Regions from separate parts of the Homo sapiens genome. Here region 1 is linked to region 2. Evidence: chromatin loops called from intact Hi-C (ENCODE). Cell type or tissue: Caco-2. All regions are shown on one strand. Links, peaks and the distances in the headings refer to the core of each region. The heading gives the core; the rest is flanking DNA. Region 1 has its middle 32 kb from the start of DMRT3. Region 2 overlaps DMRT1 (doublesex and mab-3 related transcription factor 1).

What was found. A loop is a pair of places that touch in the nucleus more often than their neighbours do. Peaks named below come from ENCODE experiments on the same cell type or tissue, not always from the same donor. Only the 100,000 strongest peaks of a DNase experiment are listed, where the experiment ranks them.
Region 1: a loop joins it to region 2, with 6 times the contacts of the local background. A loop is called at or near these places in 5 of 110 quality-filtered maps.

What each region holds. Positions count from the first base shown.
Region 1 is chr9:1,001,141-1,016,960 of GRCh38, forward strand. It overlaps the pseudogene RNU6-1073P and the pseudogene H3P29. Among named protein-coding and RNA genes, the nearest start is that of DMRT3, 32 kb to the left of the region's middle. RefSeq lists a silencer at 8,058-8,257. In Caco-2, for the core only: a CTCF peak has its summit at 8,140 (motif pointing left); a DNase peak (open chromatin) is centred at 8,131.
Region 2 is chr9:902,341-918,160 of GRCh38, forward strand. DMRT1 (doublesex and mab-3 related transcription factor 1) reads left to right here. Exons shown (of 5, transcript NM_021951.3): 4 at 14,423-14,567. Among named protein-coding and RNA genes, the nearest start is that of DMRT3, 66 kb to the right of the region's middle. In Caco-2, for the core only: no CTCF peak of the experiment used is centred there; a DNase peak (open chromatin) is centred at 8,891.

The DNA.
Region 1 (15,820 bases), core at 6,837-9,336, 98 kb after region 2:
AAAGTTGAATTCAACTGGGCATCCTATGTTTTTGTTAGCTAAATCTTGTAACCCTACCGGAAGCGATGTGTCTGTGGTATGACTATAGCTGTCGCCTCGGTCATGTCCCTGCAGTTAAGAAAACAGGAAAGCTGAAGTGGTAACAAAATGGGCTGAAGGCCTAATCCAGCCCTCAGGTGTATTTTGTTTGATTAGTACAGAGTTTTTGTTTTCATTTTCAAGTAATTGCCAACATTGAAAAATCCAGAGATCTCACGTATGCACCGAGTGTTTAGGCATTTCTGGAAAAGGTGGAAGATCTGTCAATATCGTATGGAAACAAATTAGATGTTCCCTGTCTTGGTCTCACTCATTTGTGCTTCTTTCCTGTAGCTGAATTTGGGACAGATCCATGTAGGGTATTCAATTCCCTAAAATTTTCCCTAGAACAGGGAGGAACTTTTTTTGGGGTGCTGGAATCCCTGAGTGCCTGTTGAGCCTGACCAGGCTGATCTAAAGCAGGAGGGCTCTTTACCCCTCACCCTCGACGTCTGACCTGGAGACTTGCTCCTTATAAGGCTTACATGTGACCTGGGACAGGTCCCTTGCTTCTCCCAGGGTCTCTATTTTCATCCCTAAAACAAGGGGACAACTATCCATGTTTCCCAACTTTTTTGTACCAAAAGTTCTGTTTTGTCAACCTTATGCCACTGTGGTTCCAGTTTTTGCTTGTTTGTTTGTTTTATAGAATGGTTCACAAATTTGTGAGTCATCCTTGCTCAGGGCCACGCTAATGTTCTCTCTGTCATTCCGATTTTGGTATGTGTGCTGCTGAAGCGAGCACATGGACCCGATGTTTTCAAAGATCTGTCTACCCAAGCAAATGACATATGTTACAAACAGCCTGTAAGTTCTGGCCTGCCTGAAAGCTAACTGGTTTCATCACACCACATGGGTCAAATTCCCTCTAAAAGCAAAACCATTTTGTAAGCTCCTGTAACCTTGCTGAAAATAGGAATGCCTTTAAAGCCAGTAAGGGCTGGGTGGGGTAGCCTAGGTTACACTTCACTAACACACTCCAAAATTTCAGTGGTTTAACACATAAAGGTTTATTTTAAAACTTTAACCCGTGCAGAATCTGCCATGGGTTTGGCAGCTCTTTAGGCAGTGACACAAGAATTGTTTCCTTTTTTTTTTTGAGACAGAATCTCACTCTGTCGCCTAGGCTGGAGTGCTGTGGCATGATCTCGGCTCACAGCAACTTCCGCTTCCCAGGTTCAAATGATTCTCCTGCCTCAGCCTGCTGAGTAGCTGGGATTACAGGCATGCACCACCATACCTGGCTAGTTTTTTATAGTTTTAGTAGAGACGGGGTTTCACCATGTTGGACAGGCTGGTCTTGAACTCCTGACCTTGGGCGATCTGCCCTCCCAAAATGCTGGGATTACAGCCACTCTGGCTTTAGTTTCCTTCTTTACTGTGGCTTGACCATTTCCACACGTGGTTTTCCTGGCAGGGGAGGGTGTGCTGGTGGGCTTTCCAGGGCCTCACCTCTGCTCACATTTCATTGGCTGGATCCAGTGCCATGGCTTCACTTAGAGGAAAGGGCTAGGAGGTAGAGTTTTCTGCATGCCTGGGAAGCTGTGGAGAAAAGCATACAATGAAACTAAGAGGTGACACCACAGGGACATGAGCCCTTTCAGTTCCAAAATCCTACATTCTGTCATTCTTCAGAGTGGTCACATGGTGTGGTCTGTAGATACACTGGCTTGACCTTTAAGATGACTGACTGCTGTCAAGCAGAACAGATGCTACAGATATGTTGAGCTTTAAGTAGTTCCAAATCCTATGTTTCCTTCCTGATGATAATAGCTTTTTTTTTTTTTTTTTTAGACAGAGTTTCGCTCTTGTCACCCAGGCTGGAGTGCAATGGCTCGATCTCTGCTCACTGCAACCTCTGCCTCCCAGGTTCAAGCAATTCTCCTGCCTCAGCCTCCCAAGGAGCTGGGATTATGAGCGCCCAACACCACACCCAGCTAATTTTTATACTTTTAGTAGAGATGGGGTTTCACCATGTTGGCCAGGCTGATCTCAAACTCCTGACCTCAGGTGACCCGCCTACCTCGGCCTCCCAAAGCGCTGGGATTACAGGTGTGAGCCATCATGCCGGCCACAGCTAACTTTTATTTTGTGTGCGTGTATCGACTCAACTTATCTTCACAGCAGCCCTAAAAGGTAGGTACGTTTTTTATTGCTCCTGTACTATTTTTTTTTAACAGGAACTGTTTCATAGATTTTAAAAACAGGCTCTGTCTTCACTTGAACAGATATATTTGAAAAATGAACTCGAGTCCACTGTGTGCTGTTTCAGTGATGCATTCTTGATACATGCATTTTCCCAGCAGAAGGCCCAGAATCACTAACACGCTGCTTCAGGGTCACACAGTTGCTGTGGGGAGCTGGATTTCCCCCTGAGAGTCACATCCGAGAGCCCATCTTGGGCTGACACTGGGGCCATTAGGCTCAGGGGCCCTGACATGCCCAGCCTCCAGAGTCTGCTCCTCAGGATTTCAGAGACCAGCTCATCAGGACAGTGAAGCCTGAGTGTAAGATGAAACTGGCCTTAATTTGACCAGCTATAGTAAGTTGGCTTTAATTGGATGTGAAATATTTTGCCCCTACAGGGAAATTTAACTGTGTTTTTTTTCTTTTTGCCATTTAGTGGCCCACGTTCCAGTGGGTACAATTTCCAACTCCCAGTCCCAGACTAGCCCCTAATTAAAATATGATGTTTTCTTTTCAAGCTTGGTTTGAAAGTCAACCGACAGTTTTTTGTTTTCTGTTGTTAGGAAATTGTTTTTATTTTTTGAAAAGGTCAGGGATTTACAGAGCTCCAAAGTAAAAAGACATAAAAAGGTTTACAGGGAAAATTCTCCCTCCTCCGAGCTACCTGAGTGCAACCAATGTTTAGTGTCTTGGGCATCCTTCCAGAAATATTTTATTTTTAATTTTCTTTTTACAAACAAGGCAGCGCTCTGTCACCCAGGCTAGAGTGCAGTGGTATGATCACGGCTCACTGCAGCCTTGACCTCCCCAGGCTCAAGTGATCCTCCTAATTTTAGCTTCACTAGTAGCTGGGACTATAGGCACACGCCACCATGCCCAGCTAATTTTTGTTCTATATTTTATGTTATTTTTTTGTAGAGACAGGATCCTACCATGTTGTCCAGGCTGGTTTTGAACTCCTGGACTTAAGTGATCCTCCTGCTTCAACCTCCCAAAGCGTTGGGATTACAGGCATAAGCCACTATGCGCAGCCCTTCCAGATATATTTTATGCACATGCAAGCATAAGTATTCTTTTTTCATTTTCTTTAAACATTATTTATAGTATACTATATACACAGTTGTTTTACCTTGCCTTTTTTTTTCTGTCCACTTACTATGTTTTGGAGATAGCTAAATATAATTATAAAGATAGTTTCTTCATTTAAAAATTTAAATTTAAATTAAAATTTTATTTAAAATAAAAATTTTAAAAATTACATAGTATTTGGCTGTTCCATAGTTTATTTAGCAGTCCCCTTCTGGTAAGTATGTTAAGTTTTGAAGTCATCTACTATTAAACGATTTAGTAATAAATAACTTTAGACCAATGTGATTTGAATTGGGAGCAAGTATAAGTTGCATGAATTGATGAAAGAGGAATTCCTGCAGCAAAGCGTACATGCATTGGTAATTTTACTAGATACTGCCAATTTGTCCCCTTATAGGTATTTTTCCAGTTTATACTCCCACCAATAAAGTACAAGAATGTCAGTTGCCCCACATCCCCAGTGAGTGTGTTTTCAGTTGTGATTTCCCACAACTTGAAAATCTCAGTATGCTTTCATTTGCATTCTCTTCTTATGAATGGAGGTGAGCTTTTCGTATGATGCCATCTGCATCAACAGCCATCTCTTTCTCGGAGTGCTGGAAGAACACTTGCCCTTGAACAGGTCTGTGACCCAAGCTCAAAGCTGGCAGAACCCATCGCAGCTTAACCACCAGGGTTTGTAGCTGAATGTCTTATGCAAGGAAGTGGTTGGTTTCTGCAGTGTGTTCTCATTAGAAATGCTTGGTCACTGAAACCAATCCTAACCAGGCTGATGGCGCCATCTATCTTTCTGAGATGGGTAAATGGAATGCAATGCAGTTTTACAAGCGGGATATTTGGGACCTGACATGGATGATTTCAGGGACCTGACCCTGATGATGAGCTCTGCCAGGGGCTGTGGATGCGTTCCATCAAAGCTGAAAATATCATCAACTTATTGAATTGTCTTTTGTCCTACTTGATGTCACTGAAGTGAGCATGTCTTTTTGATTTTTAAAAAATGTTTGGCCAGGTGTAGTGGCTCACGCCTGTAATCCGAGCACTTAGGAAGGTCGAGGCAGATGGATTGCTTGTGCCTAGGAGTTCCAGACTAGTCTGGACTACATGGAGAAACCCCGTCTCTACAAAACAATACACACAAAAAATTAGCCAGGTGTGGTGGCAAGAACCTGTAGTCCCAGCTACTTGGGAGGCTAAGGTGGGAGGATCACCTGAGCCCAGGGAGGTTGAAGCTGCAGTGAGCCGTGACTGCACCACTGCACTCTGGCCTGGGTGACGCAGTGAGACCCTGTCTCAAAAAACAAACAAAACAAAACTTTATTATTAAAAAAATAAAAGGCCCACATATATAGAGAATAGTGAAATGAACCCTAATCTACACATCACCAACATTAAGCAGTTACGAAGACTACACGACACTTGACCCATCCATCCCATTTCCTGTTTCTTCCTTTTGGATGAGGTAAGTAGTCTTTAAAGCAAATAATGTCATTTCACCCTTATGTACTTCAGTAAACATCTCTAAAAATGGGCATAGTCATATATAATTACAATGCCATGATCAGATCTGACAAAATTAAAAGTAATTCATTGGTATCATAAGACCGAGTTCATAAAAATCTCCGAGTTATCTCCAGCCTCGCTCCCCCTTTACCGTGGGTTTGTCTGATGGGGGTCCACACGCTGTATTTGGTTCTATGTTTCTTACGTCTCTTCATTTGCACAGTGGACGCCCCCTTTGTGAGGAAACGGAGTCCATTGCTCAGCAGAATCCTCTCCATTCTGAAACTGTGTGTTTGCTTCCTCGTGGAGTCACTTAATTTGTTCCTGGATCCCCCATGTTTCCTGTAGAGTGGAAGCAGATCTAGAGGCTTCTTTGATATGGGTTCAAATGTTTGAGGGAGATGTACTTCCCAGGAGATGCTGGTCCACTGCCTACTGCGTCACTTCCGAAAGGACACAGTGGGTCTTTTGTCCACCAGGCAAGATCAGTAGGGGTCAGTAACGTCAGCCAGACAACCCCTCCATTGCAAACTCCACTTTCCATCTTTTCTCTACAACCTTTCATTTGCTCACTATGTTGCTGGAATCAGTAATTTCAATTAGGGGTTGAAAAATGGGGATTTTCCTTTTTTTTTTTTTAATTTTTTTTTTGAGAGGAAGTCTCCCTCTGTTGCCCAGGCTGGAGTGCAGTGGCGCAATCTCGGCTCACTGCAACCTCCCGACTCCTGGGTTCAAGTGATTCTCCTGCCTCAGACTCCCGAGTGGAATTACAGGCACGCGCCACCACGCCCGGCTCATTTGTGTATTTTTAGTAGAGATGGCGTTTCGCCATGTTGGCCAGGCTGATCTTGAACTCCTGACCTCAGGTGATCCACCTGCCTTGGCCTCCCAAAGTGCTGGGATTATAGGCGTGAGCCACTGCACCCAGCGGGGATTTTCTAATTCTACCATTGCTTCCACATATTAGTTGGAGTTTTTTCTGTATATAAAGAAAACTAGAGTTATTTTGTCACCTTGGAATAGTTTATATCATTGTTAAAGTGGCCAATGGCTTCCTCAGGTTTCTTGTTTTTTAAGTAGTCTATCCTTCTCCAGTTGAGGAAACAAAGAACAGCATATTATGTTCAGGCCATGGAATTAGCCTAGGAAAGAAATAGCCTTTTTTTTTTAGCTTTCCTTATTACCATAGAATATTTAGCCCCAGATGTGTGTGAAATGTCATAATTACTAATCGATCCTTTCTACTTGCAGGCCTTACCCTTTGTCCCTGCCTTTGGTCTTTTCCTCAGGGTCTGTCTCCTCGAATCAGCAAAAGCATTGAGTTGTAATAAAGCATGTAGGCTGAAATATCATCACTGAAATCTCAGCACATTCCTTTCGCCCCAAAGCCAAACACCACTTAGTTGGATGATATTTGGATAATATGTTGCAATGACTCTCAGTTGTGTACACTTTAGTAAGAATTAATGCAACCAGCTTGCTTTCCATTTCACAGATTAGGTTGATGCGGGAGAGACAGGCCTGGAAAGGAAGTAGCAAAAAGAGGGCGTTGAATCACCAGGTGCAGGGCCCTTTCTAGATGGTTGTGGAGGCAGCTGTTGTTTTTTCAGCTAGTAGAAGCAGCTGACAGCATTTCATGCTAAGAAGAGATACTAGGAAGAAGGAAGAAGGGAAATAAAGATGTTCTGGGAACTTTTAGCTGCTAAAGAATGGGTTAGATACCCGATTATGGGCACCTGAAATCCCCATTCTTCCCCTACCACACCGTATCTCTGTAAGATATTTTTGCTGCAAGTCACACAATACTGGACTGAGAAAGGCCACTGTCTAGACATGTGCGTTTCTGAATAAATACCGACTGGGTGGTAGTGTAGCACAGTGGTTAAGTTCATAGGCTTTGGAGACAGATCTAACTGGGTTCAAGTCCTGGCTTCATCATTTGGGTTAGAGGCTTTAATGTCTTCAGCCCTCAATTTCCCCACCTGTAAAATGGGGATAATAACAAGGCCACAAGGCTACTGTGAAGATTAAGTGGACTTGAAGCCTTTACCACATTTCCTTTCATATAAGCCTTCAATATATAATAACTTTGAAAAAGTGAAAACAAAAAATGGAAAAGATTTTTTACTTCAAAAGAGGATTCCACCAGTTGGTAGAAAAAGATTTTATTTTCACTAATCCAGTGGGCACAAAGACTCCTCCAGGTATCCTTCTGTCATGCGAACAGGAGTGACCTGGTCAGCCACCGACAGCTGGATGCCCCTTAGACATTGCTAGGTTGTTCTGAATGTCAAAGATTTCTGGCCTGATGCGGAGGAAAGGGAACTCTTATATACTTTGGTGGAAATGTAAATTATTGGTACAGCCATTATGTAAAACAGTATGGAGATTTCTCAAGAAACTAAAAATAGAACTAACATATGATTCACCAATTCCACTGCTGGGTATTTATCCAAAGGTTAGGAAATCAGTATGTTGAAAGGATACATATACCCTCTTGTTTATTGCAGCATTGTTCACAATAGCAAACATGGAATCAACCTAAATACCCATCAATGGATGAATACATAAGGAAAATATGGTACATATGCACAATGTAATACTATTTGGCCATAAAAAAGAGTGAAATCATGTCAGTGGCAGCAACATGGATGGAACTGAAGGTCATCATGTTAAGTGAAATAAACCAAGTACAGAAAGACAAATGTCAAATGTTCTCACTCATATGTGGGAGCTAGAAACGCTGACCTCATGGAGATAGAGAGTAGTAGAATGACAGACACTAGAAGCTGGGAAGGGTGTGTAGTGGGAGATGGGGGTAAAGAGAGGTTGGTTAATGGGTACAAACACACAATTAGAAGAAATAAGTTCTAATGTTCGACAGCAGAGTAGGATGACCAGAGTTGACAACAAGGTATTGTATATTTCAAAAAAAAAAGCTAGAAGAGAGGACTTGAAGTGTTTGCAATACGTATAAATGATATTCGAGGTGATGGATACGATAAATAACCTGACTTGATCATTACACAGTCTATGCATGTAACCAAAGATACGCGTGTCTCATAAATATGTGCAAATATTTGCGTATCAATAAAAAATAAATATTTTAAAATGGAAAAAAGAAAGGCTCTGGCCTGATGAAAAGCATCTTGTAGCAGCCCTGATCTTTCACTTCCATCATTTTCGTTCTACGGATCTAAGCATCGTGTCCTAAAGCGGGGCTGAAACAAGCCTCACCAGCACCGGGCGGACACTCTGTGCTCCTCGAGCCAATGGCGCCATCTAGTGGTGCTGTTGCGCTAACACAGCCTGGCCCTGGGCCCAGGTTTTGTGGCCACTCTCAGAGTTACCCTGAGTGTTCACAAGAATAAGCTTCAGCGACGTCTTCTTGTCTTTCACGCTTACTAAAGTGCAGTCGGCTGCCTGGGCTCCCATCAGCTCCTCAGAAGGTGGGAACATTGCTCACTGTTCCTCTCTTTCTGGCTCTGCCTCACTCCTGTGCCTCTCACTGTGGCATGTGGGTGACATGCTGGGACATGCTGGTGATGCCATTTCTCTGCGTGGTCCCATTTATCCTTTGGAGAACTGATGACAAATGATAGGTACCTAGGCAAAAATCATATGTCCTGTTCTGAAGTAGGATTTAAGGGGATGTTTCTGTCTTTTCCATGCCCTTCCTGGAACCCTAAGAATTTGTGAATGTCCAGTAGCTATAATTAGAAGTGGCTAGCTTCAGGGTCCAATGTGTGATTGGCTCTTACTCTATGATGACCCGACCTCACTCCACAAAAGTCCCAGAAAATTTCCAAAAAGTAGTCTCTGTACATCGCCTTCCGTGCTTTAGACAGGACATCTGCCACACTGAGTCTGAGGACACGGGGCACTAAGCGTACCCAGGCAAGATCATTAGCTGAGTTAGCTCTAAAAGCTCGCTACCAAGTGTGGTCTAAGGAGTAGCAGCAGTACCATCACTGAGAGCTGGCTAGAAGGCAGACTCTGGAGCCACGCTGTAGACATACTGATTCAGAATCTGAAGTTTAGCTAGACCCTAGAGATTGGCGCACTCACTAACATTTGAAAAGCACCGAACTGTGGCAGTGACTCTCAACTTTGGCATCACAATAGAACGACCCAGAGGGCTTCTAAAGATCTGGATACCTGGCCCTCGCTCCAGACTGATTCTAATCTCTGGGGGTGGGAAGTGGTGTGGTGGTAGGACAAACATTGAGAAAGAGGTTGACCATTTAGAGCAGGACCATTCAATTACCCAGAGCTGGATTTTACCACAGTGAGGGTACAGGAAGTTGGCCTATAGCTCCTTCCTGAAGATCTCACAAAAGGAACAAAAAGTGCCAAAACTCAGCAAAAACTCTCCAGTAGTAAACAAATTAGGTTAAGAGGCACAAATTCTTGTTAGAAACTTTAAAACATGGTGGCCAAGAAAATAATCGAAGCTTCTAGTGTAGACCACACAGGTACCTACCAATCCCATCCTACCTGCCTGGAGTGATTCAAGAAAAGGAGGCTGGTGATGAAATTCTGAGAATTCTCACTAATATCCACCGATGTAAAGAAAAGAAAACCTACGGAGTAAATAGGCAGCCTGTGGGAAAGGTTAAGAGTATTGTGATTTTTTTCCCCCAAGACAGAGGTCTCACTCTGTCTCCTGGGCTGGAGTGCAGTAGCATGATCACAGTTCACTGAAGCCCTGAACTCTTGGGCTCAAGTGACCCTCCTGTCTCAGCTGCCCGAGTAGCTGGGATTACAGGGCAGGCTACCACACCTGGCTAATTCTTAAAACAATTTCTCATAGAGATGGGGTGTTGCTATGTTGCCCAGGCTGGTTTCGAGCTCCTGGCCTCAAGTGATGCTCCTGCTTCTGCGCCCCCAAAGTGTTGGGGTCACAGGCTTGAGCCACCACACCCAACCTGAAAAATTGTGTTCTAACAAGCCCTCCTGGTAGTCCTGATGCTCACTAACATTTGAAAACTGCCGATGTTAAACGGTCTCCAAATTGTGTTCGCAGCCACCACTAGCTTGCTGAGCTCCAGCTGAGGAAGGTGGGTAGGGAAGGAAGTTTCTATACTGTGGCTCCTACCATGCTGACTGCCCACAAATCAACTGGGGGTAAAGCACCTAGGAAGCAGCTGGTTACAAATGCTGCTCACAAGAGTGGGCCTCATATTGGAGGGCTAAAGAAACCTCATCGTTACTGGCCTAGCACTGTGCCACTCCATGAAATTAGATGGTCTCAGAAGTCCACTGAACTTACAACTCAAAACTTCCTTTGCAGCACCTGGTGAGAGAAATTGCACGGGACATCAAAACAGATCTGTGCTTCTAGAGTGCAGCTGTTGGTGCTTTGCAGGAGGCAAGGGAGGCCTACCTGGTTGGCCTTTTTTTGTTTTTTGAGATAGAGTCTCACTTTGTCACCCAGGCTGGAGTGCAATGGCGCGATCCCAGCTCATTGCAACCTCTGCCCCCGCTTCCCCTGGGTTCAAGCGATTCTCCCACCTCAGCCTCCTGAGTAGCTGGGATTACAGGCATGCGCCATCACACCAGGCTAATTTTTTTTTTTTGTATTTTTAGTAGAGACAGGGTTTCACCATGTTGGCCGGGCTAGTCTTGAACTCCTGACCTCAAGTAATCTACCCGCCTCGGCCTCCCAAAGTACTGGGATTACAGGCGTGAGCCACTGCAGCTGGCCTGGTTGGCCTTTTTTAAGATACCAACCTGTGTGCCATCCATGCCAGACATGTAACAATTATGCCAAAAGGCATCCAGCTAGCACGTGGAGAACAGCTTAATAATCTACCATGAGGAGAAACACGTTTCGTTCTCAAAAAAATAAAAACTCTCTTCTTCCTGTTTTTGGTAGTTGTGAACAATAGACATTTTTTTTCGTGGGGCCAAAAGGTACTTAAGTATATGATTGTGACTGGAAAAACAGGAGACAGAAATCAGGTATGGGCAGTTTTTCCATTTTCATCTGAGTGTGAATTGTTCATATAAATGAGATGTACAGCATTCATGCAAGTCAAAAGTTTTGTTGAACAAGTTTCAGCAGTTCAACTTTATAGCAATTACAAATACACCTGTTAAATGTTTCTGGACGATGCCAGCATTTGCATTTTTTAAAAACAAGCAAATTTCTTATTGACTGCAACTAACTGGTGTTTGTAGCACTTTTATCATACAGCAGATTCCATCCACAGACTTTTCTAACTGAGTTGTCCTACATGCAAGTATATATTTTTAATGTTGGCTGTCTTCTGTGCCGTTCCTGTATTAAAATACATGAAGCTATAAAAAATAATACTCCAGGTGATTGTTGCTCTCTGCCAACTTAAGTCCGGTATTGTCACGTCTTTGATTTTGTTTTTCAAGAGAAGCTGAAATTCTGAATTTTTATGTGTCACCTCCCAACTTTTAAATGTTGGCAACAAATTTGCCTTTTCGAAAAAAAGAAAAAAAAAAAGAAAAAACCAGACAGACCAAAGAAAATAAAAGTTTGTTTCATGAGGTGTTAATTTTGTGCCACTGATTATAGAACATCTGGATGGCATTGCCCACCTTAAGCATGAAAAAGATGAAAAGAAATGACATTGGCCGGCGTGGTGGCTCACGCCTGTAATCCCAGCACTTTGGGAGGCTGAGACAGGTGGATCACCTGAGGTCAGGAGTTCGAGACCAGCCTGGTCAACATGGTGAAACCCCGTCTCTACTAGAAATACCAAAATTAGCTGGGCGTGGTGGCAGGTGCCTGTAATCCCTGCTACTTGGGAGGCTGAGTCAGGAGAATCGCTTGAACCTGGGAGGTGGCAGTTGCAGTGAGTCGAGATTGTGCCACTGCACTCCAGCCTGGGCAACAGAGCAAGACTCCGTCTAAAAAAAAAAAAACATGAAAATGTATAGAATATTAGAGAAGAAAAGATACCAGAGGGACAGAACACACAAAGATAGATGGACAAGCTAGTGTAGAAGAGAAAAATACCCACAGGAGAAGAGAGCTAAAAACCTGAGATGATACAACGGCAAGAACATGGAACTGTTATACATTAGGAGACTTCGGACATATCCCTGTTTTTCACCTGCCAATAGATCAACAACGCGGCAACTGAGTGAACACACTTTTCAAAGCCAACCAGTCAGTGTCAGGTCTCCCTTCTGAAAGGAGGAAGTTCAATTAAACAGGCCTCCAAGTGTCAACCAATCAACAACAGTGTCATCAATGACGTCAGCCCACTTACACCCCTGGAAATCCTGTCTCTAACTTCCACCTTCCCCTAAACCCTGTATGAGATCCATAGTCAGCTCTGCTGATCAGCACAGTTGTCTCTTATAAAGCAGTAACTTCAGTTTTGTCTTTTTATCTTATATATTGAATAGTGGTCTCATCTGACAAATTCAAGAATGAAAAAGTTGAAGTAAAAGAAAGAGGTGGGTGGTGAAAAGTGAACAATGTAAATTAGAATTAAGAAAATGACCACAAGGTTTATGATCACTGAATAGGACATAAATATATTATAAAAGACAAGATAACAAAACTAACAGCGACAAAACAGAAGTTTGGGAGAGGGAAGTGGGAAGAAGTTTAAAAAGTTTAATTTCCTAATTTTTATATCTGGTATCACTCATCAATATCTAAAATTCAGACAAGGAGTTTAAAAATGATTCTAACATCTTAATGTCTTCTCAAGTTATTTTTGTTATAATAAAATTTAAATATGCATGAACGTAACTAGTTATAATCTTGATAGCCTCATAGTTCTTATACAAAGTAAATACAAACAAAGCCAATAAAATTCAGATTATCAATTATTTAAAAATAGATGTTGAGTACAGCATTCATACAGAAAAGAGCGCAAGTCACTGGCTAGCCAAATGTTTTTTTCACAAGGTGAACACAGGCATGCAATCAGCACCTGGACCAAGACTGAAAACAGTGCCAGGACCTCAAAGCCTCCTCTCCTTCCTACTGCCAGCCCCTCCATCAAAGGCAACTCTCAAGGTGATTTCTGACACCACAGATTCATTTTGCCTTTTTTGAACTTTATAACAATGGAATCATAAAGTTTGTCCTCTTTCATGACTGGCTGCTTTCATTCAGCATTATGTCTGCGGCCCATTCATCTGTATTGTTGCGTGCGGTTGCTTCTTTTCATTTTTGTACAGTATTCTATTATGTGAATATACCACATTGTATCCATTCTACTGATAATGGACATTTGAGCTATTTCTGGGTGTGGTTACTACAAAGAGTGCTTCTATGAGCATTCTTACACATGTCTTTTGGTGAACATATGTACATATATCTGTTATGTATATTCGTAGAAATAGAATTGCTCAGGCAGAGTATACATATGTTCAGTTTAACTAGATGCTGCCAAACAGTTATCCAAAAGTTTGTAGCAATTTATACTTCTACCAGCAGTGCATGAAAGTGTCAGATGTTCTACATCCTTGCCAACAGTTGGTACTGTCAGTCTTTTACGTTTTAGCCATTTTGGTGGGTGTTCCGTGATTATCTCAGTGTAATTTTATGTGCATTTCCCTGAAAACTAGTGATGTTGAGCGCTTTTTCATATGCTTATTAGCCATTTGGATATTCTCTTTTATGTAGTGTAGATTCACATTTTCCCATTAAAATTGGTTTATCTGTCTTTTTCTTATTGATTTGTAGAAGTTTTTAAATATTGTGAATTCAAGTCTATTGTTGGATGTATTAATAACAGAAATTCTGAATTTTAATCAAGTCCAAGGTTATGAAGGTATTACATGTTTCCACTTTACATTTCACATTTAGATTTGCAATTCATCTGGAATGGATTTTTGTGTGTCGGGTGAGGTAGGGGTCAAGATTCATTTTTCTCTGTATAGATTTCCAGTTGGCCCAGCACCACTTATTGTGAAGACTCTTTCTTCCACTGCATTGCATTTCTGCCGTAAATGAAGTGACTATAGGAAGATTTGTTTTTGGATTATTTCCATTGGTTAATTTGTCTATCCCTCTGCCAATATCACATTGTCTTATTATAACTTCATAATCAGTTTTGGTATCTTGCCATATAAGCCCTTCAATTTTGTTCTTAAAGATTTTATGGACTTTTCATGGTGATTTGCATTTCCACATATATTTTCGATTTGGACAGAAGGACCTGCTGGGGTTTTGATTGGGACTAAATCAGATCTATAGATCAATCTGGGAGGAACTGATATCTTTACACTATTGAGTCTTCTGACTCAGAATGTATCTCTCCGTTTATTTAAGTCCTCCCTAATTATGCTCAATAATATTGTGTAGATTTATGTAGCGAGATCTCACATATGTTTGTTGGGTTTATTCCTAGATATTTGATTTTTGATGCCATTATAAATGGTACAGATTTTAAAGTTTTGTCTTAAAATATTTTCTGGGGCTGGGCATGGTGGCTCATGCCTGTAATCCCAACACTTTGAGAGGCTGAGGCAGGAGGATCGCTTGAGACCAGGAGTTTGAGACCAGCCTGGGCAACATAGTGAGACCCTGTCTCTACAAAAAATACAAAAATTAGCGGGGCATGGCGGTGCATACCTGTAGTCCCAGCTACTCAGGAGGCTGAGGTGGGGGGATTGCTTGAGTCCTGGAGGTCGAGGCTGCAGTGAGCCGTGACTGTACCACTGCACTCCAGCCTGGGAGACAGAGTGAGACACTGTCTCTCAAAAAATAAAAAAAGTTCTTACTGATATATAGAAATGAAATGGACTTTTTAACCTCGCCCTTGTATCTAGTGACCTTGCTAAATTCACTGATTAATTCTAATAGTTTATCTGTTGATTTTTTCTGAGTTTTTGACTTCCACAATCATGTAACCTGATTCTTCCAGGCAGTTGAGCTGAGGGTGAATTACTTTATCCAATCTGGGATTGAGCTGGATTTCTGTATTTGTGAGTGCTATTCATTATCTTTAATCCCAGAGTAGAGGCTTTCAGGGGTCTTAACAGAAAATCTGAGGTGTTTCACTGGACCTTTCCTCCAAAACCCCAATTTTGTCTCCCCAGCTCCAAAAACTCTGCTCAGTTTCTCTGCCTCTTGGTCACCAATTATATAGTGAAAAAAGCTTAAAGGGAAAAGTAGCCAAATATCAGGTCACCTCTCTGTGCCTCTTTTCTTTCTGGGATCTTGACTCCACATATCTCTGCTTCCTTTCATTTTTAAAAAAATTATTTTTATTTTTTATTAAATTAATTAATTAATTATTATTATTTTTGTTTTTTGAGACGGAGTCTCACTCTGTCACCCAGGCTGGAGTGCAGCGGTGTGATCTTGGCTCACTGCAACCTGCACCTCCCGGGCTGGGAGTAATTCTCCTGCCTCAGCCTCCTGAGTAGCTGGGATTACAGGCGTGCACCACCATACCCGGCAAATTTTTGTATTTTTCGTACAGACAGGGTTTCACCATGTTGGCCAGGCTGGTCTTGAACTCCTGACCTCAGGTGATCCTTCCACCTTGACCTCCCAAAGTGCTAGGATTACAGGTGTGAGCCACGGCGCCAGGCCAATTAATTATTTTTGAGACAGAGTCTTGCTCTCTCACCCAGGCTGGAGTGCAGTGGCGCCATCTCGGCTCACTGTGACTTCTGCCTTCCGGGTTTAAGTGATTTTCTTGCCTCAGACTCCCAAGTAGCCAGGGCTACAGGTGTGTGCCACCACACCTGGCTAATTTTTTTATTTTTAGTAGAGACATGGTTTCACTATAGTGGCCAGGCTGGTCTCAAACTCCTGACCTCAGGTGATTCGCCTGCCTCAGCCTTCCAAAGTGCTGGGATGATAGGCATGAGCCCCTGGGCCTGGCCTATTTTTAATTTTTTTAATAGTTATCTTAATGGGTATGAAGTGACATCTCATTGTGACTGATCTTCATCTATTTAATGGCTAATGATGTTGAGCATCTTTCCATGTGTTTATTGGCCATTTGTATGT
Region 2 (15,820 bases), core at 7,464-9,963:
CCTTTCTTTTTTAAGACTGCTGCAGTACTCAGTGTGTCCTTGTGACAACAGTGAAGTTCTTTAGGGGCTTCAGTGTGCTCCCTTTAGCAATTATGTGGACTTACATTTGTGCTTACCTCTTGACTTGCAGGGTGCTTCCCCTCCCACCACATTTTTTTTTTTTTTAGATGGAGTCTTGCTGTCTTGCCCAGGCTGGAGTACACCAATGCAGTTTCTCGGCTCACTGCAACCTCTGCCTCCCGGGTTCAAGCGATTCTCCTGCCTCAGCCTCCTGAGTAGCTGGGACTACAGGCACACGCCACCATACCCAGCTAATTTTTATATTTTTAGTAGAGACAGGGTTTCGCCATGTTGGCCAGGTTGGTCTCGAACTCCTCACCTCGAGTGATCCGCCCACCTCAGCTTCCCAAAGTGCTGGGATTACAGGTGTGAGCCACCATGCCCAGCTTTCCGCTCCTTTTTATGACAGCCATGGGAACACCCTCATGCTGGTCTAGCATTTTGAGGAATTCATTCACAGGAACCCCAAGTAGGTTCTGCTGTCAGGTACATGGTGAGGATGTAATGATTGGGCCTACTAGGTCAGTAGGCAAGTTTTGGAGACTCTTCTGTTTAAGGAAATGCAACTCCAAAGTCATGATAGACCCTAGAAAGTTTAAAGCCAGTGGAATTAAAGCTGTCATGTTCCCTGAGTTTGGGGGTCACATTACTATTAGTATAAACTTTGCCTTAAATGGCTTGTCAAGTCTTAGCCATGCCTATGATGTTTTCTTCTGCAACATAATTCCTCATTAGGTTCCTCTCTTTTAAAGAGAAATAGTGGACCCAATTCTCTTGGGTCTTTACAACATAGTCTTACTCCTGCAGGGAGCAAAGCTTTCTTTCTCTAGCTGGCCCTGTAAGGAGCAGTGAGAGTCCTTGCCCACCCCCACCCACATTACTCCTCTGAAGCATTAAGCCTGGGTGAATGCAGTCCCGGCTTTCTGTTTCTAGGTGATCACCTCACCTACCAGCACTTTCACCAAGGAGTTCCTATTTTGTCTCATTTTAGCTGATGACAAGTGATGATCGTGACAGTCATCATCTGGTTTTTATTACACCTTTCCTTGAAGGAATTGCTGTTTTGTTTCACAGATGATGAAAGCTTAATGACTTGCATGCTTTTGATCCTGCAGCAAGGGTAGTTGTTTGTAAGAACTGGTGCCTGCGATGACAATTTTCCCAGTGGCTCTTTGTCTGGAGCCAAAGCTCAGGGAGGGTGATGGTGGGAAGTTTAGCCGCTGAGCCCAGACAGATGGTGAGAGGTTGGGTTTAGGAATATCCCGTAGCTACAGTATAGTGCACAGGAGAGACATTTTTGGAGTGTGTTTTGGTTAAAAATATGTAGATTCCAGAAGAAACTAGAATTGGCCTCTGGATACCTGGGGCCCTGGAGAACAGACAGCTCTGACTCAGAGAATATCTAGAAGGAGTGCAGACCTGGGCATCCTAAGGGATTGTTTTTTCAGTCTGGTTGAAGTGGTCCAGTAGCATCCCAGGAAGCCAGATAGAGTGAAACATTAGGTTTTTCAGCAACCTTCGGAAGACTTGTGTAAGTCCTGGGCTGTCCTACAGATTCATTTCCATTGTTAGATGACTTCAGTGTGATCTGGGCTGAGTAAGAAATCCCCTGTAAAGTGCTGATGTACTCCAGGGACTACTTCACAATTGAATCGGAGGCAGAAGCATATTATTAGTCTTGCGAGGTTGTTACATTACCTATTATCTGACACAGTAGCATTAGGTTAGTAAATAATATAGTCATTTGGGGATTCTGTAATTGGCTTGAAATTTAGATAATTAGATCACAGTTTTTGAAAGCTTTCAGATTTGATTTGGTTTGGCTGGTGGCCAAAATCTTATCCATTTATGTTTGCCCTTTTAGCTTACTTTTTTTCCTGTTAAGTAGACATGAATATGATATGAAATTAGTTGCTTTTCAGAACGTTTAATTACATGTATAAGTGATTCTCAGATTTCTTAGGAGTCTATATTTCTGTGGTCTCTTAAGTGTTCCTCATCATTTGAATAAAGATGAAAATCAAGGGAATGCATAACAGGTTTGCCCTGTTTTTTCAATACCATAATAGAAATAGGATAGAAAAAAAGACTAGAGTTGCCAAAAAATATCCACTGTATTACAGAGTATGCGTTAGAGACTCCTTTATGCATTTGTTGATTGTTTTTATTGAGTGGCTGCTCCGTGCCTGGCACTGTGCTAGAGACTCTCAAGTACTGGCTCATGGTGGAATGGATGAGAAAGAAAACTCAAAAGACCCATGTGGCCGGGTGCTATGGCTCACGCCTGTAATCCCAGCACTTTGGGAGGCCGAGGCAGGTGGATCACCTGAGGTCAGGAGTTTGAGACCAATCTCAGCAACATGGAGAAACCCTGTCTCTACTAAAAATACAAAATTAGCTGGGCGTGGAGGCAGGTGCCTATAATCCCAGCTACTCGAGGCTGAGGCAGGAGAATCGCTTGGACCAGGGAGGCGTAGGTTGCGGTGAGCCGAGATTGCGCCACTGTACTCCAGCCTGGGCAACAAGAACGAAACTCCGTCTCAAAAAAAAAAAAAAAAGACACATGTAATTCTCTTATTCCTGTTTCGATCAGAGCCCGGGGAGAACTGTGATGCCTTGTGGAAAGATGAGCCCTTGCTGTGGCATGCCAAGAGGCAGGGTGGGGACAAGTGTTTGATCACAACTATTGTTTAGAATTTCCAGTGCATGGTGATAGATTGACTTTAGTGGATTTTATTTTTAAAAAATTATCCCACAGTGAGTGCACCCCCTTACTGCCTCCCCCCAGGATGGGTTGCCCTCAGCACCCCCTCCTTGGTATAGCATTGGCCCTGTGGGCATCACCATTGAGATGCACAGCCTCCTGGAAGGGGTGTTCATACATAGACTGAGGAACAGGGAAAAAGGTATTATCCCCACATTTTATTTATCACATTCCTTCTCACAACATTCTTTCTGGCAAGTCCCAGTTCTAGGGGAAGGAAGGCAGACATAATTCTATGTCTGGAGTATTTGTATAAAACCAAAAAATGGGAAGGCCTGGAAATTTCGCTGTCTCCTCACTCCCTTGCCCCTGTGTGTGTGTGTCTGTGTGTGTGTGTGTGTGTGTGTGTGGCACTGCAGGACATGTCAAACTAAAGTTTATGTACTTAAAATCACCTTTAAAGTGTATAATGGAAAGGTTTTTTGTTTGAGTCATTTGTTTGCAAACCCCGAAGAGGAGTCTTTCATTGCGGTGCCCCGTTCTCCCGTTGACAGAAGCAGGTGGACCCGTGAGGGGAAGAGGAGGGTGCAAGCAGAACAGCCCTGGAACAGTGTCACGCTGCTGGGCACTTCCTGTCTCCTATTCCATTTCATCCATAAACACAGCCTTTCCGGGCTGTGAGCCTCCTTTTGTGGATGAGGAAACTGGGGCTCAGGGAGATGAAGTAGCTAGCTAGTACTGCACGGCTGGAAACGGGGAAGCTGGATTTGGAGTTTGCCTGACTGCAGAGAGGCACCTCTGTTCCCGTGGTGTCTCTGCTTTCCTTGCAGGGCAGTGCACATTTCTTGGTTTTCCTTTTAAAGCCGTGAAATTCTGGAAAATCACTAGGCATGCTGTCTCTCAAGATGCTTCTGTGACACACACACCCACACACACACACACACACACTCACACACTCTTCCAAATCCATGTACTTTAGGGAACAGTGGTAACGTGATGCTTTTGGTCATTCTTGTGTCATTTCAATTAGTTGGAGGTGGACTCCCTTCATGGTCTTAGAGTGGGCAGGGCTTTTTCCTGCCACCCACAAGTTGAGTGTGTCCATCAGAGGTCACCAGCCTGCGTCGGATCTTGAATACCAGTTTGGTAAAGGATGTGAGTGTGTGCGTGTGCTTAGTTAGAATGTGGCCCCAGACAGCCTCACGTTGCCCTCCCGGCAGGCTCTCATGTTCTGTGCTCATAAGACACCCTTCACACTGCTGATTTATGCTAAAAGTATCCTAATGTTTCTGACAGCTCATGTGTGACATGAATATAATCCATATTTCTTACAGCAGCTAATCCAAGTGGCTTATTTTCCTATACTGCTGATAGGGCTATATCTCTTGATGTCGCAGCCCTGGAGATTGTGATGGTGACATATTGTTTCTGGGTCACTAGTTTTGTCTAAAACAGTAGGTTGGAACAGAGTAGCAAAGGTTAATTAAGTTTGTCCATCAAGGTGGGAACAGATATGGATGCCTCTGATGTTTCTGGTTCTGAAATCAAAGTTCCTAAATGTGCGGTTGTGGGCATCATTTCTCATTTTCAGACAATCAAAAAAAAAGTTTATTTGCTCCAGAAGTAGAGACAATGCGAAGAGTTGTTAAAAGCTAAAGGCAGCAAAGTAGGTCTTTATACTAAGCAGATACCTTCATTTAAAATTAGAAAGTTTCCTTGGTTTAGTAGAGAGAAATCTCAGAAGCGTCTGAGGTGATTTACTTTGAATCTTGCTGTCTGTACTTAATTCCTTGGGACCAGAACCAAGTTATTTGATCTCTCTGAGCAGTTTCTTCCTATATCAATGATTATTAAATTATGAAGACTCATGAGATAACAAGTCTCTATATTATTTCTCAATAGATGCTCATTTTCTTCCTCTGAAATTTGGTTAATCTTATCGTCAGTAACCAGTATTTTCTCAGGAAAATTAACATTAAGAATATCATCAGTACAACCCCCATCCGTACAAACACACACCCCAGTCTTAAGAAGCATTGTAGATGCCTTCAGAGACTGGACATGTGAGAGAGTGGAGCGTGCTGATCATTATTAACCAAATTTAAAAAATACAACCTTTTTAATTTCCTTTCTCTCCAGCCATTTTACTGAAACTCTGTTTCTTAGTTGCTTTTATGTAAATGGTACTTGCATTTATGCCTGGTATACATGGGTTCAGTTGGGAAGTCCGGGTCTGTATTTTAGATTTGTGAACTAGACAAATGTAGGTTTCCAACCCAGGAACTGGAAAATCCTGCATAGATTTCTCAAGATGAAGAAGGCGCTGAGCTAGTCCCAGCCAGACACTGGTCCAAACCAACCACCCCACTCTCTTTTGTGAACCCCCTGATATGCACCAAGACCCTTTCAGGTTTTAGGAAAAGGAAACATTTTTTAAAATTTGGCTTTTTCTTACTGTTTACCTCCTTTTAGAGGTACTTGCATCCCTTTACCTGATTTATACGTTGGTGTCTTTCAAACATTTTAGATTGAGACCCACAGTAAGAAACTGTATTCCAGTATATATTTACACACACATACACAAAATGACAAGTTTTGTAGAACAGTTCTTACCCCTTACCCAAATTGTATATGCAATGAATTCTTATATACAGTTCTCTTTTATTCTGTTCTGTTCTATTCTATTGCATTCTGTTCAATTCCATACAGTTCTCTAAAATATATATGTGTGTGTGTGTGTGTGTGTGTGTGTGTTATATGTATATAACACACACTGACTGCATACTGAATTATTTGAGGGCCCTATAAAAGGTAACACTTCTGCCTTTTGGAAAACATGGTCTCAAGAAGTACACTGTTGTTCCGTCAGTACCACTGATGGCAGATGGTGAAAACAGTTGAACAACACAAGTTAAAAAAATAATTTGGCCTTTGTAAAATGTCAAAATACTCACATCTGAATTGCTTCTGGGCTAAAGATAAGCAAAATGGACCACTAATAAATACAAGTGTAATCCTGATATCCTATGGGGTTTCTATCCTTAATGGGTATTCAGGATTGTTGTGGGCTGGGCATGGTGGCTCATGCCTGTAATCCTAGCTCTTGGAGGGGGGCCCAAGGTGAGAGGATCACTTGAGGCCAGGAATTCAAGACCAGCCTGGGCAACATAGTGGGACCCTGTTTCTACAAAAAATATAAAAAATTTAGCTGGTCTTGGTGTTGTGCGCCTGTAGTTCTAGCTACTCAGGAGCCTGAGGTGAGAGGATCACTTGAGCCCACGAGATTGAGGCTGCAGTGAGCTGCGATCACACCACTGTACTCCAGGCTGGGCGACAGAGAGACCCTGTCTCTAAAAATGTTTTTTTAAAAAAGACTGATGTGAATTTCTCTTCCATGCCCTCTCCACAATTTATGGAAATTGCGGGAGGGCTTGCTTTATATCCTTGTGTTCAATTTTGGTTCTGTTTTTCCATGTGAGTTGTTTGTTTTTTTATGGTTCACCTTAGGGCTGTTGTTTATTTTTATTTTTGGAGCTACTGTAATACAAACTTTCCTTTGGTTCTTTTTTTTTGAAAACTCCACCCACACTTTTTCTTTTGTTTTTGCATGTGTAGTGGGAAATTTGGGATTTGCAACTTAAAACATCTTAAATGAATCACTTCTGAAATGGTTGGTTCTCTCTGCCCTGTTGTGTGAGCGTCCTCCTCTCCACTCCTCCCCCGTTTTCCCCTCCCACCTCTCCTGGGCGCATTTGGAGGGAGAGCTTTCGTTTGGAAAAAGGACTCTTGGGTTCTTCAGCATCTGAATGCCCAGCCCCAGCCCCACGCTTAGCACAGCAGCTTCACCCCTCCCCTGTCCACCCCTCACCCCACACACGTTGAAGGATCCTCTTGGCCTTTGCGGGAATCCCTTACAAAGGCTGAGTCCTCACAAGTGCCTGTCTCTGCCTGCCTCGGTTCTTTCCTCCCTCTAGGAGGGAAGTGGAGGGCATTCCATAGCAGGACCACCTAAGAGAAAGCAAGGTGAGCGCAGGAGAGGAAGGGAGCAAAGGACTCATCTTCAGAGCTCTGGACACAAAAGGAAAGGAAGTCGGGAGGGGCGGGTTTTCGCTGTGGGAATCTGCTTGGGTCACACACCTCAGCATTTGGCCTGGTGCTTTGGTAATCTCTGAAATGTGTGCATAATAGCAATCATTTTAGCCTATATATTAAAATTTTTTTCTCAGCTGTGAAATATGGAATGCTGAAAAATGAATAAGGTGTGTATTTCAGAAGGTGAACGGGGCTTTTTGGGTGAAGCCCTTTGCGTAGGTGAAGTCTGTAGGCTCAGACAGTTCACGGTGTGTGCTTAGGTGAGCTTGGGAACAGGCATCCCATTTAGATGGTTCGAAAAGAAGCATCTATTAAAACTAAAGCCATCATTTAATGAGGGTAAAAGTCAACCCCAGCCTTCACACCCAGCACCACCAGAAGACCCAGAATTCTACAGCCTGTGAAGAGTCCTACCTTTATAAAAAGGTTTCTGTTCAGAAAACCAAAGGTTTACCCCAAATACAGCTTTTGCCATTTAAAAGACTGTAAGCCACATATGAATACCAAGGGAGTTTTTTTGTTTCTGTTTTTTTTTGAAACAGGGTCTTAATCTGTCACCCAGGTTGGAGTCAGCAGGGCAAACATAGCTTACTGCAGCCTTGACCTGCTGGGCTTAAGCGATCCTCCCACATCAGCCTCCTGAGTAGCTGGGAACACAGGTGTGCACCACCATGCCTGCCTAATTTTTTAAATTTTTTGTAGAGATGGAGTCTCACCATGTTGCCCAGACTGTTCTCCAACCCCCGGGCTCAAATAATCCTTCCTCCTCAGCCTCCCACGTGCTGAGATTTACAGGTGTGAGCCATTGTGCCTGGCTGAGTCATTACACTATTTGTTTAAATATCAGTTTGCAATTAGGAATGTTATCCTATAGAATAACTCTTCTCATTAAGACTGTTCCCCTTTCTGCAAATGAGCATTACTTAGAGCCTCCAGTGAAGCTGAATGAAGCTCTAGAGAGATACGAACTTAACGCTGAAGATTTTTTTGTCTTGAAGCATGAAGAATCAAGATACCTAAATACTGATGATGAAAACTTTTAATAAATGTGAGCACAGGCATTTTTAATGAAAAAGGCATCATCTGATATAAGTTCAAAAACAAATGAAAAAACTTAGAAATTAAAAAAAAAAAAAGACTGTTCCCCTTTGTTACATCAACTCCAGTTTTATGCAGCCATGCGATGTTTAGTAAACAACTAGATGACAATTTGGTCTTCACAAATCCCTTTTAGTCATTCACCTGGATAGACTGTTCACTTTGATGCAAGACCAGGCACTCATCTAAACTGTTACTAGATAACCAGTGACTGGTATTTGGGATTTTTTTTTTTAAAAAAAGAAGTGAACTCAAACATTTTTATGGTTTTTTTTTCAGATATTATTGTTACTATAAAATAGGGTGGCTAACACGTATAAAAGGAAATTATGGCTCGGGTTTACTGTAATGCATATTCTTAACAATTTAATAGAACACAACTCCAAGGTCTTGGGTTGCCTGCAAAGTTAATACTAACACCATGAGCATCCTCCACCAGCCAGCTCTTATCCATGGGTCGTACTCTGGTTCAGAGACTTTGGATGGGTAATAACGTATAAAACATGCCTCTTGCTTGCCAGTGACCACTGCTAATAATAATAGTAGTCATCATTCACTGGAATCCTGGGTTTTTAGGGTTTACTTGGTTTATTTATTTGCTTAGCTTGAAGGAATAAAAAAAAACCTTGAGAGGAAACAAGGAGGCATTTCACAAAGGAGAAAAATATATATCCCTTTAGGAAAACTGAGTGGCTCCTCTGATTTCTTTGCCGCTCTTGTCCCTCAGCAGCACTTAGCTGTTTTCTTCTAGCTGGAGGTGAGGGACTGAGCACAGGGGTGGTGCTCAGTTAGTTTAAAGGGAGCTTCTCACCTTGGCGCTGTTCAGGCCTTGGGTTGGTTAATTCTGTGTCCTGTGGGAATTGTGGGACACTACACTGTAGTGACAGTCAGCAGCATCCCTGACCTTGACCACTAGATGCCAGCATCAACTCCCTGCCCCCTTGTCACAATCAAAAGCGTCTCCAGATGTTGCCAGATGCCCTGTGGAGGATCAGACTGCCCCTAGTTCAGAACTACTGGTTTAAAGTAAAGTGAGTTTCAAAGGCTTCGTTAATTTCCCATTTTGTTTAAGCCAAAAGTAGCAGGGTTGTGATTTTCTTTTTAAAGTTAGAAGAGAGCAGGAAGTAATTTAGTTTGAAATTGCATTCTGCCATGCCTTTTTCTGGGTTAATTGCATTTTTTTTTTTTTTTTTTTTTTTTTTTTTTTTTTTTTTTTTAGATGGAGTCGCACTCTGTCGCCCAGGCTGGAGTGCAGTGGTGCAATTTCAGCTCACTGCAACCTCTGCCTCCTGGGTTCAAGCGATTCTCCTGCCTCAGCCTCCCAAGTAGCTGGGATTATAGGCGCCTGCCACCACACCCAGCTAATTGTTTGTATTTAGTAGAGACGGAGATTCACCATGTTGGTCAGGCTGGTCTTGAACTCCTGACCTCAGGTGATCCACTCACCACAGCCTTCCAAAATGTTGGGACTGCAGGCGTGAGCCACCGCGCCCATCCATGAATTGCAGTTTTAACATCCTGTTTATATTGCTACACATGCACTTAGAAACACATAGAACTGTCCTTTTCTTCTTATGAGCAAGTTGTCACGTGGATGGGTTGTTTGTGGATTCTTTGAGGTGGATGTAGCTGAAGTGACTGATGACCTCAGTAAGTTCATGTACTAGTCTGTTCTCACACTGCTGTAAAGATACTACCCAAGACTGGGTAATTTATAAATAAAAAAAGAGGTCTAATTAACTCACAGGTCCGCATGGCTGGGGAGGCGTCAGGAAACTTGCAGTCATGTCAGAAGGCGAAGAAGAAGCAGGCACCTTCTCTTCTTCACAAGGCAGCAGGAGAGAGGAGAAAGAGAACAGGGGAAACTGCCAAACACTTTTAAAGCATCAGATCTCAAGAGAACTCCCTCCATATCATGAGAACAGATTGGGGCAACCGCCCCCATGATCCAATCACCACCGCCTACCACGTTCCTTCTTTGACACGTGGAGATTACGGTGTGAGATGAGATTTGAGTGAGGACACAGAGCCAAACCATATCAGTTCACATTCTAGTAACCTCAAATGGAGTCTGACCCTTTGTATCTTTTTCTTCTTTTACTGGAATTCTTTTATAGCTCAGTGATCTTGGGGATTCATTAAGGATAGTGAATGTTTGAATATAAATAACTAAATTCCTATTTCCTAATAGTTCTTTTTATTTCATGCTTTTGGAAAACATGGAAAAGGAATTAAGGGAATAAATAAGCACACGCATGGATTTGAAATTGTGTTTATTTTCCAGTAAGCGTTAGTTAAAAAAAAGAATTTTACTGTTCATCTTCATCTTTTTGTCAAATAATACATACATTGGGATTGGCAGCGTTAGCCAGTCTATTTGTCAGATTTAGCCTGTTTTAGTTAATATAGGGGATTGTTGGGATCTCGTACTTCCAAGGTATATGGACGATATGTTGGTAATTGTAGAGCACTGGTTCTCAATCTCGGTGTCATATTAGAATTAACTGGGATCTTTGAAAATATCCAGGGCCCAGGCCACATCCCAGAGCAGTTAAACCAGATTTTCTTGAGTGGAGTCCAGGCATCAGTACTGAGTTCCCTTCTCACCTTACTCCAGTGAGAGTGAAGTTTGAGAAGGAACCAGTGCCACTGTTTACAAATAAAGTTTTATTGGAACACAGCCATGCCCATTCATTTTACAAATTGCTAGAGACTGTATGGCTTGCCTAAAATATATATACTGTTTGACATTTACAATAAAAAGTTTGCTGACACCTGCTATAGACTCATGATCAACATTTTTCAAACATTTTGAAAGGAAGGTTTGTGTAAACTTTCATAGTAAAAAAAACATCCAGCATTTTGCAGAGCATTTAGGCCCAAATCCTATCTGTTTTCTTGTACCCTGGCAAAATTGAAAAGCATTTTCCTTGAAGAACTGGCTTGAAGATATTGTCAAACCTGAAGTAGATGTGACAAACTCAGCCCCCAGAGCAGGGAGGCTCCATTATTTATATTACGGCTTATGTCGGCACCTTGCTTCTAATTCAGTGTTCACTACTCAGACTGTGTAATTGACTTAAGGAAGTCTATGGAGACACAAATGGCTTTTCAATTCAAAGTGTGTTTGAGTTTTTACTGCTGCAGCAGTTGTAGATGGCAACAGACCCCTGAAAAAAATCTTTTAGTTCTGGGGAATTTTGTGTATAAAAATAAAAAAAGAATGAAAATTAAAAATTGCTATTTACATAGTTTCACTTTTCCAGTTCAGCTGGAAACTGGATGGTTGTAAGCAACTGGTAATTTTTTTTTTTTTTTAAGCTGGGGCAGTGGCTGACACTTGTAATCTCAGCACTTTGGGATGCCGAGGCGGGCGGATCACTTGAGGCCAGGAATTTGAGACCAGCCTAGGCAACATGGAGAAAACGTCTCTACTAAAAATACAAAAATTAGCCGGACGTGGTGGGGCATGTCTGTAGAGTAGGCTACTCAGGAGGCTGACGCAGGAGAATCGCTTGAAGCCAGGAAGCAGAGGTTGCAGTGAGCCGAGATTGTGCCATTGCACTCCAGCCTGGGCAACAGAGTGAGACTCGGTCTCAAACAATTTTTTTTAAAGGGTTTCCTTTGGTCTTGGGTTCTGAGAGGTACTAAGTATGAGAGGAAGGATCACGTATTCTAGTCCCTGGGCACCAGCAATATCAGCATCTCCAGCCCAGTCTTACCATCAGGACCTGCATTTTAACAGGACCCCCTGGCCATTCATATGCGCATTGAGAGCTGCTGGGAATCATCAAAAGATGCTGCAGTGCTCTAATTGATAACTGGGTGTGTGTAGTAAACAGCTACCATGATTGTCCCTTTTCTCTTAAATGGTTTAGTGGCTTCTTAATGGGCTCTTCTGCTGTGTGGTCTTATTTATTAGGGGTAGCCAGTTTTTCCTTTTTGGCTGTTTTCCGAGTATAGCTTCTTTAACCTTCTATTTAGTAAAGATTTAATGTGGCCAGGCGCGGTGGCTCACGCCTGTAATCCCAGCACTTTGGGAGGCCGAGGCGGGCAGATCACGAGGTCATGAGATCGAGACCATCCTGGCTAACACGGTAAAACCCTGTCTCTTCTAAAAATGCAAAAAATTAGCCAGGCATGGTGGCGGGCGCCTGTAGTCCCAGCTACTCGGGAGGCTGAGGCAGGAGAATGACGTGAACCTGGGAGGCGGAGCTTGCAATGAGCCAATATCATGCCACTGCAGTCCAGCCTGGGCGACAGAGTGGGACTCTGTCTCAAAAAAAAAAAAAAAAAAAAAAAGATTTAATGTAATGGTAGAAAGTGAAAACGGAGTGATTGGCCTAGAAGAGACACCATTTCATATACTTCAGAAAAACAAACTAGAAAGGATAAAGGGGACTTACCCAGGTAAACTTCACTTGAGAGGAAATAATCACCTGTAATGGTATCTTTGCTTCTCCAGAAGAAGTAATCCACTCATGAGAACATAGATTTGAGCTTGAGAGCAGTAGAGATCAAAAATAAATTCCTTGAGCTGCTCAAAGCATCAGGCAGAAATCAGGGACTTAGCTCTTTCTACCAAACAGCACCATAATACCCAAAGTACACTTAAGCCAGTGTTAGTTGGTGAATTGTCCAGAATGTAGATGTTCATAGAAAATCTTGAGGAAGCCCAGTGCCTAATTTTACACTACCAGGCTCTGTCAAGTTAGTGCTATTTTCTTTTTCAAGTACCATTTAAAATACTTGATTGAAAAACATGATTTTGAATTATTTTGGATTATTTTGAAATTACTCATATTTCTGGACAGAATTGGTTTATCTTGAACATTCCCTTAGATCGAATTTTGTTTAAAAGCGAGTACCATCTAAATTTAAGTTTTAAAAGACTGTCATAAATAACTGAAGTCCAGCTCTGTTGTTGCCGTGAAGATGTGATCATGAGTTGAATGCTCGGTGTCTCTAACAGGGTCTAGATGTTCATGGAAGTGGGTCTTACACAATCAGAGTCATCAGGGCCAGGAAAGTGGAAATGGAGGGGGGGCCCTTTCTAAGCCATCAAGTCATATCTTCTTAGCTTTGAATGAGAATCAGGAAGCCACAGGGAATGAACTGCTTCTTATATAAAAGCTATCTCATGGTCCTAAAGGCAGGGTCTGGTTGCCGGAAAAAAATGAATGACTGCTGTGCTCACATGCAGCTGCCACTGGAGGGGCGCTTGTGCCTCCTTACTGCCTTCCGAGTTTTGCTCTGCCCCATGTGTCCAGTTAGCAGAAGCCAAATCACCTCCAGAATTCAGATCTCAGACTCCTGTTCTTGCTGCAGGGAACAGACACCGACTAACAGGATCCAGCATGGCATTGTGCTAATGTCCACAGCTTCCCATTACACATGGTTTGCATGTTGTTTTACAGTATTTATTTATTTGTTTTTTTTAATATATATATATTTTTTAGACAGAGTCTCGCTCTGTCGCCCAGGCTGGAGTGCAGTGGCGCGATCTCGGCTCAGTACAAGCTCTGCCTCCCGGGTTCACGCCATTCTCCTGCCTCAGCCTCCCAAGTAGCTGGGACCACAGGTGCCCGCCACCACGTCTGGCTAATTTTCTTGTATTTTTAGGAGAGATGGGGTTTCATTGTGTTAGCCAGGATGATCTCGATTTCCTGACCTTGTGATCTGCCCATCTTGGCCTCCCAAAGTGCTGGGATTACAGACGTGAGCCACTGCGTCCAGCCTATAGTCATTTTAAATACTCTCCTTATATGAACACTGTAAGGTAACCAAGATAAAATTCCAGTTTTGCACATGAAGAAACATGGGAAGAGGTCTGATAACTTGCGCCCGTTCAAACAAATTTGTTAGTGTTACAGCAGATTGTGTTGTCCCCTCTCCACCACCCTGTTCTCTTTTGTACTGGTTAATCGAGCACCAAATGAACAGAAGGAATTTCAGGGGTGCTTTAGAGGGGACCTTAAGATAGAAAGGGCACCATCATAGTTCTAGGCCCAGTACATTGGAAGAGCATATTCATGGCTGAGGCCACTTCCAACTTAGATAGGCTATTCCCTTAATTTGCTTTTTTTTTTTGAGACAGGGTCTTTCTCTGTTGCCCAGGCTGGAGTGCAGTAGTGCAAGCAGCCACGGCTCACTACAGCCTCAAACTCCTGGGTTCAAGTGATCTTCCTACCTCAGCCTCCTGAGTAGCTGAGATCTCACTCGTGCACTATCACACCCAAACAATTTTTTGATTTTTATGTAGAAAAGAGGTTTCACTGTGTTGCCCTGGCTGGTCTTGAACTCCTGGGCTCAAGCGATCCTCCCGCCCTGGCCTCCCAAGGTGTCGGGAACATAGGCATGAGCCACTGTGCCCAGCCTGTTACCTTGTTTTAAAGAACTAGATAATTATTGTACTAGTTGTGACATGCAATGTTGATCTCAGTATATTTCTTCTTTTTTCTTAAGCAGATGAAGAACATGGAGAACCGCCATGCAATGAGCTCCCAGTACAGGATGCATTCTTACTACCCGCCTCCCTCTTACCTGGGCCAGAGCGTGCCCCAGTTCTTCACTTTTGAGGATGCTCCCTCTTACCCGGAAGCCAGGGCGAGCGGTAGGTGTCTGGTCACACAGACTGGATTTGGGGTTGAGAGAGGATGGCTATCCAGTATTGGGTCATTAGCTGTGTCTAATGGCTTAGCTGTTAGTAATTGTTGGAAATTTTATTGCTGTGTGAAGCTTGGATAAGTATCCTTTAAAGAATTTAGTTATAAAATGACTTTGCTATGCTTGATTCTTAATATCATGTTTTTTTTCCTTTCTGGATTCCTAGAGTGACAGGAGTAAGATGAGAGACTCTCCCTTGGAAGCTAAAAATGTATTTTATGGAGGATCAATATGAAATACAGGGGCACTTTAAATGTGGTTCAAGACCTGGTATTTTTTGTGAAGTGAGTTTCTGTGCATTGAAAACTCCTTTCCCAAAGACTTTCATTTTAAAATTGAAGGCGTATTCATCTTTTTGGCGAAAACAACATAATAAAACATTTTTGAATACAATAGATCTCAGAGTTTATGCAGTAGCAATGCAAATAACTCTGATATAATGGCTTTGAAATAAAAAATGACTGTTTAATGAATCAAAGCACTTTGAAATACATAGTAACTCGACTTCAATTTTAACATCCCCCAGCATTTTCACTGTGGTGAGAGGCAGGTCTTTACAGCTGCTGCGTTTCCAGATCCCGTGTTTAAGTTCTTTATAGTTAAGCATCCTCTTTTGATGTAGGAAAGTGAGAAACATACACAATAGGCAGTAAGTGGAAATCAGGGCAGTAGAGGGTGTCTTGGAAGAGAAACCAATCTAGAAGAATTTACTCTGTGCTAAATAAAAGGATATGTTCATTTTCTAAGTAACTTGACTCTTTAGAGAACTTAGAGAATGAGAATCAGAACCATGCTTTGATTTCCAAATTCAGAACCAGAAAGTCTAAAATAGCTGGGCAAGTTATGCTTTATTTACCATATTAACATAAAATAAAGGACTTCTATTAATATGAAATATATAGGTCACGGGAGCCTATGTAGTTTGAGCTGCAGAGAGGCCGAAGTACACATTGTTGATTGCAGTTTCACTTTTATTAAGAATCACTTTCCGTTGGGAGTGGACAAGCACAACTCTGTTTTATAAGTATTCATACTATATAATGTGTGCCCATAGGTCCTTCTTTCATACTGCTTTTGAGTCTATATATTTATTTGGCTTATAAGCTCCCTAAGGACAAACAACACATTTTCTATACTTTCTTACCTGCTGTGATGCCTTTTATTTATTTGTTGGTTGAGTGAATGAATGAATGAATCTGG